Linked DNA regions of Homo sapiens: region 2 is linked to region 1. A link is an interaction called in ENCODE POLR2A ChIA-PET data of the cell type or tissue named here. Cell type or tissue: GM12878. All regions are shown on one strand. Links, peaks and the distances in the headings refer to the core of each region. The heading gives the core; the rest is flanking DNA. Region 1 overlaps RFT1 (RFT1 glycolipid translocator homolog). Region 2 overlaps PRKCD (protein kinase C delta).

Region 1 (2,900 bases), core at 113-2,612:
GGCTATTCAGCATGTATTTGTGAATGGGGTAAGAAAAGCAACAACGTAACTATTGTGAAATGTGTATGATGATAGTTCACATTGTTGTAAGAACAGGAAAATCGGTGGAGTGAGTTTTGGAAAGGACGGTTGCTCATATGCATTTTTTTCCTTCCAAGGTTTTAAGAGCAGTTTTAATAAGTTTGAAGGAATGGATCCAGTCCAAGTGATGGCCCTAAATTGGTTTTCTGGATTGCAGACAACACATGTCTCTAGACATGTCTTTGCAGCAGCTGGTTTAAGTTTACTGCAAACTAAAGCCTCCAGAGCTCGACCTGAATGTGGTGCCAGGAGCCTGCTCCATGGTTGGATCCCCCTAGCCTGACTCCCTGACTGGCAGAGTGCCATTAGGAACTTCTCAGGGCCTCCATCTCCTTGGCTGTGAAATAAGGAAGTTGCCTGACTGAGATCCTCAGATTCGATATATTTTTAAAACTACAGCTCTAAAAAAGTTGAAATCCCTGGTGGTTTTTTTTGTTTTTTGTTTTTTGTTTTTGTAGATAGGGTCTCACTCTGTCACCCAGGCTGGAATGCAGTGGTGCAAACACAGCTCACTGCAGCCTTGACCTCTCGGGCTCAAGTGATCCTCCCACCTCAGCCTCCCAAGTAGCTGGGACTACAGGCAAGGCACCTACCATTACGCCTAGCCAATATTTTAATTTTTTTGTAGAGACAGGGTCTTGTGATGTTGCCCAGACTGGTCTTGAACTCCTGGACTCAAGCGATCCTCCTGCCTCGGCCTCCCAAAGTGCTGGAATTACAGGCATGAGCCACTGAGCTCAGCTTGAAATCACTTTTTGTAGTAGCAAAAATGTATGTGCTGTTACTTCTGCCCCCACATTTCCTGAACACTATGCCAGGTGCTGAGAATACTGAGATGAATGAGTAACAGGCCATGGCCTCAGGCATTTCATTCTCTCACCAAAGACACAGACATTTATGTGGTTAACTGTTACTTGGCTGTGAGGTGTGTGGTACTTGGAAACTCATTTCCTAGAGCTTTGCTAGGAAACCAGGGTCATAGAGGTGACTGAGAGGGGCTCCTGCCCTCAGGGAGTCTATAGAATGTAGGAAGGAGAGGTCTATTTTGCCAAAAGACAGGGAGGGCCCTGCAGAAAAGACACACTAGGTGGTGAGAATGACAGGAGCCAAGGTGGGCCCAGCCTGACTCAAAGCAGCTGGAGGGCTAAAACCTGGGAGGTAGGGTGCAGCAGAAGATGACAGGGTGATGAGGGTGAGGTTGGCAAAGGGAATCCAAAATGATAGCTTGGGGTCAGTGTATAAAAGCCCACAAATACAGAATTAAGGAGCCTGGACTTTTTGCAAACATTAAAGAGTCATTTTGGCCCGGCACGGTGGCTCACGCCTGTAATCCCAGCACTGTGGGAGGCCAAGGTGGGCGGATCATCTGAGGTAAGGAATTCGAGACCAGCCTGGCTAGCACAGTGAAACCCCATCTCTACTAAAAATACAAAAATTAGCTGGGCGTGGTGGCAGGCGCCTGTTATCCCAGCTACTCGGGAGGCAGAGGTTGCAGTGAGCCCAGATAGCACCATTGCACTCCAGCTTGGGCGACAAGAGCGAAACTCTGTCTCAAAAAAAAAAAAAACCATTTAAAGATATGAAAGCAAGCTGGGTGTGTTGGCTTATGCCTGTAATCCCAGCACTTTGGGAGGCCGAGGTGGGAGGTCAGGAGTGCAAGACCAGTCTGGCCAACATGGGGAAACCCCGTCTCCACTAAAAAATAAAAAAAAACATTAGCTGGGGATGGTGGCGGGTGCCTGTAATCCCAGCTACTCAGGAGGCTGAGGCAGAAGAATCGCTTGAACCCAGGAAGCAGAAGTTGCAGTGAACGAGATCGTGCCACTGCACTCCAGTCTGGGTGACAGATCAAGACTATGTCTCAAAAAAAAAAAAAAAAAAGATATGAAAGCAGAGACTGATTTAAGAGCTGTGTTTGAGGCCAGGCACAGTGGCTCACACCTGCAATCCAAGCACTTTGGGAGGCCAAGGCAGGTGAATCACTTGAGGTCAGGAGTTCGAAACTGGCCTGGCCAACATGGTGAAACCCATCTACTAAAAATACAAAAAAAAAAAAGTGCTGGGCTTGGTGGTGGACACCTGTAATCCCAGCTACTCAGGAGGCTGAGGCAGGAGAATCTCTTATGTCTGGGAGGCAGAGGTTGCAGTGAGCTGAGATCGCGCCACTGCACTCTAGCCTGGGCGACAGAATAAGACTCTGTCTCAAAACAACAACCACAACAAAACAAAACTGTATTTGCAGAAGCTGGAACTGTTAGCAGTGAGGGTGGATCCAAGCAGCACAGAGACACAGGCCTGTGAGGACCTGCAGTGGTCCCTACCACAAACACAGTGGCAGGGGCTTGGAGAGAGAGTCAGGGTGGGAGAAAGTCTTGAGAGAAGATCCTCACTGCTTCTAGCCTCTTGATGCTTTCCTTTTTTAGCAAGTTACTAGGAGGTGAGAATTTGCCCTTCAGGGCGTGGGCACTGTTTAGTGCTCCTTTTCCATAGTGGTCAACACTTTTTCTTCATAGATGAGAAACTTCATGAAAGCCAAGGGGATGGGGGCCCTGGCTGGTGTCTTCACCTTGAAGGCATTAGACTGTCTTAAATTTGAATCATGAACTCAGACGTGAGTTCATGATTCAAATCTAAGACAGTCTAATGCCTTGCCAGCCCCCAGGGAGCTGTCTCCACCCCTGAGGAACCTTTGGATAAGCTTGTGCATATAATCATGGACTCTTCACAGATAATTTACGCTCAGATTATCTGACCTCCCCTTAAGACTTGGGACTATCATCTTCATTATTAACATTTAATAATCTCCACATACTTTTTTA
Region 2 (2,900 bases), core at 128-2,627, 62 kb before region 1:
CAGCTGGGAACCTCCTAGGCTCTCACTGCCCCTGGAGAAAGCCCAGACCTCTCCAGGCCTTCCAGACTGCCCACTCCCTGGCCCTGTCCTGCTCTCTACCTCAATCCCTGTTCTGGCTACTCTGTGAACATATGTCTCATTTCCCAGCCCCCATATTTTTGCAGATGTTGTTCCCTCAGCTGGAACAGCCTTCTGAATTCCCACAGATCCTTCCAGGCAGCTCAGAAGGCTGGCCCTGGGGGACCCTTCCCACCTCTCAGGAAGCTAGCTGCTTTCCCACTGGTAACCTCTGCCACACCAGGCCCATGGAACTTACAGCCTGGTGGGAGCCAGTCACATAAATATGTGATTACAAAGGATGGTAAGACCTCTGTAGGATGCGCCACGCAGGCAGTGAGTAGCAGGGAGTGAGGGGGGCTGGAGGAGAACGGAGGCTGCAGGGACCTGTTGGCTGGGGGCCTTCGATCTGAGGGGTCAGCAGGAGCATAATGGCCTGCCCTGCCAGAGGGTCTGGAAGGTTCAGAGGGGCAGGACTTGGGAGCCTGGCTGTCATCGGCTCACATCCACCTCTGCCAGCTTGTGTGGGGTAGGGCCTCCTTGGAGGGAGGCCACCAGGCACAGGCCTCGAGTCACCAGCCAGCCCTAGGATATGAGGAGTCCTGGGCTCAGTCAGAGGGCGGTGCCCCAGGTACCCCTGAGAGAGGAACAAAGGCCCCTTCATGGCAGGAGCCAGAGAGCCAGATCCTGTGAGGACAAGGGGCCTCTGTGAGGAGCCAGGGTGGGGGATGCAGCCGGGCCTCTCCACGAATAACCACACGTGTGCACACAGGCACACTCGCCAACCCAAACAGCACATAGGGAGCCCCACTCGACATTAGACACACACGCACACAGTTGGAGCCACAGGTACGTACACACACTGCTGTGATGACACAGGGGCACACGTACACACACACACACACACACACAGAAACACACATGCACTCACCGGCTCTCACATCTCAACAGATACCCGGGCCCACACAGACCACACCCGACCACATAGGCTCCACACGCACGTGGAGTGCCACAAGCTGTGATGTACACACTGGCACAGAGATGCTCCAGGCAGACACAGAAACAAACATACAGTCCTGGAAGGACCCCACATCCCTGACTAGAGTCTGGCACCATGAAGTCCAAATGCAGCTTTTTCCACCACAGCCCCCAGGCACAATGGCTGGGGAATGGAGGAGGGGCAGAAGGGCAGCTGGTGTCAGGCTAGGCTGGGCCTTTCCACCCAGGGAGACGAAGAAAGTCCCTCTTGATCCAGAGCAAAGTCTAAAGTGTGTAAGGGAAGGAGTGGGCTGGTCAGGCACATCACTGGGCAGGCCTCCGCCCGCCCGCCCACCTGCCTGCAGGGCCCTGAGGCTATGGTGGAGGTTGAAGGTCACAGGTGGCAGTCACAGGCCTGGCGCGCAGGGGGAGGGGAGGGCTTGAACCTATGTTGGTAGGGCAGCAAGCCGGGCACCCCAGGAGCAAGTTCCTTGAGCTCCAGGCTCACTGTGCAGAAACCGAAAGAGAGGTTGAGCAATTCAACCAAAGCCACAAAGCCAATGGGGCAGACCCAGGGGGAAGTGGGGAGAGAACTTCCAGCTCTAGTCCTAGAACTGCCCATCTGGCCTCCAATGGGGTGAGGGTATGTGTTTGGAGATGGGAACAGCTCCTCCATCAGCCCCCAGTACAAGAGCCCTACTCCTTAGCCCTTCTTTCTCCCACAGAGTTCCCACGATTTTCCAGATGGTTTACCATTGGAAACAATCGTTTTGTGTTTGGGAGAAGGCAAGATGGCCACCTAACCCTTTTGCCAGTCATCCCCAGGATCTGGGCAGGATCCACATGATGCTTCCCCACTTTGGGGATATTGAGAAAGCTGGGAGAGAGGCAGGACCATCCCGCATGGTGCGCCATCCCACAGCAGGCAGCGGACAGAGGAACCGGCGAGCTTGGACCTAGACAGGCCTAGCTCAGATCTGCTGCCTGGGTGCTCCGCGATCTTGGCCCAAGTGCTCTGGTGTCTTCCAGACTTCCTTGGAAAGTGGGAAAAGAGGCTCTGTTAAGCCCCCCAGCCGCAGGGTGCCCTGTTCTGGCCTGAGGCTCTGGGCAGAACTGGGCTGAAGCAGGCAGCATGAGTCCACTGGCAGAGGCTGGCCAGCTACTGCCCCTCCCGGGGCTCCAGCCTCCCTGTCTCAACAATGGAGACCTCTAAGCTTTCTCCAGCCCTGACACTGGAGGACCCTGGGATCCTCCTCCCACCCCAACAACCCCAGCCCACAACCTACACCACGCAGACATCTGATCTAGCCTCAGGCCTTGGCGACTGCCTGCTCTGCTCTGCCTGTTTACCCAACACGGCCATAGACATGATCCAAAGCTTCCGGAGCTGTTGTGAAAACAGCGGCTCAGCCACCACAAGCCTGCCCTCCTGGGTGCCTTGGCAGAGACCTTTGAGGGACAGCCATCCCAGTCCTGTTCGTGGGCCTCTCAAATGCTCCCCCACCCCTTAGAAGGCCTGTTGAGCCCTCTCCTCCCCAATCCTGGCTTTAGGCTCCCGTCTCTACTTTGGGCCCAGACCCTCCTGAACTTCAGGCTTGTGGCCCCACCTGCCTCCCTGGCTTCACCACATGAATGACTCCAGAAGAGCTCAAGCCTGCCCACACCAGTCCCCCGCCGTTCCCCTCCCAGCGCTCCTCATCCACTAGGAGTGCACGAGCTCAGGCAGTGGCTCAGGCCAGACAGCTCCCCCTGCTCCCCACACAATAAGGCCATCCCGTCTGCCGCTGCAGCCTGTCCTCAAGTCTCAAATCCTCTTCTCCCACCACCACCATCCCCAGGCTCTGCACCTGTCTTCTGACTGCTCT

Evidence for each region. ChIA-PET counts read pairs that join two places held together with the same protein. Peaks named below come from ENCODE experiments on the same cell type or tissue, not always from the same donor. Only the 100,000 strongest peaks of a DNase experiment are listed, where the experiment ranks them.
Region 2: POLR2A ChIA-PET joins it to region 1 with 11 read pairs; 6 of 35 experiments call an interaction of 5 or more read pairs at or near these places.

What each region holds. Positions count from the first base shown.
Region 1 is chr3:53,107,452-53,110,351 of GRCh38, reverse strand. The region is part of intron 7 of RFT1 (RFT1 glycolipid translocator homolog); the gene reads left to right. Among named protein-coding and RNA genes, the nearest start is that of RFT1, 22 kb to the left of the region's middle. RefSeq lists an enhancer at 943-1,062. In GM12878, for the core only: no CTCF peak of the experiment used is centred there; no DNase peak of the experiment used is centred there.
Region 2 is chr3:53,169,007-53,171,906 of GRCh38, reverse strand. All of the region lies in intron 2 of PRKCD (protein kinase C delta), which reads right to left. Among named protein-coding and RNA genes, the nearest start is that of PRKCD, 9.2 kb to the right of the region's middle. RefSeq lists a silencer at 1,586-1,635 and an enhancer at 2,832-2,900. In GM12878, for the core only: no CTCF peak of the experiment used is centred there; a DNase peak (open chromatin) is centred at 1,472; H3K4me3 peaks cover 2,225 bases; H3K27ac peaks cover 2,500 bases.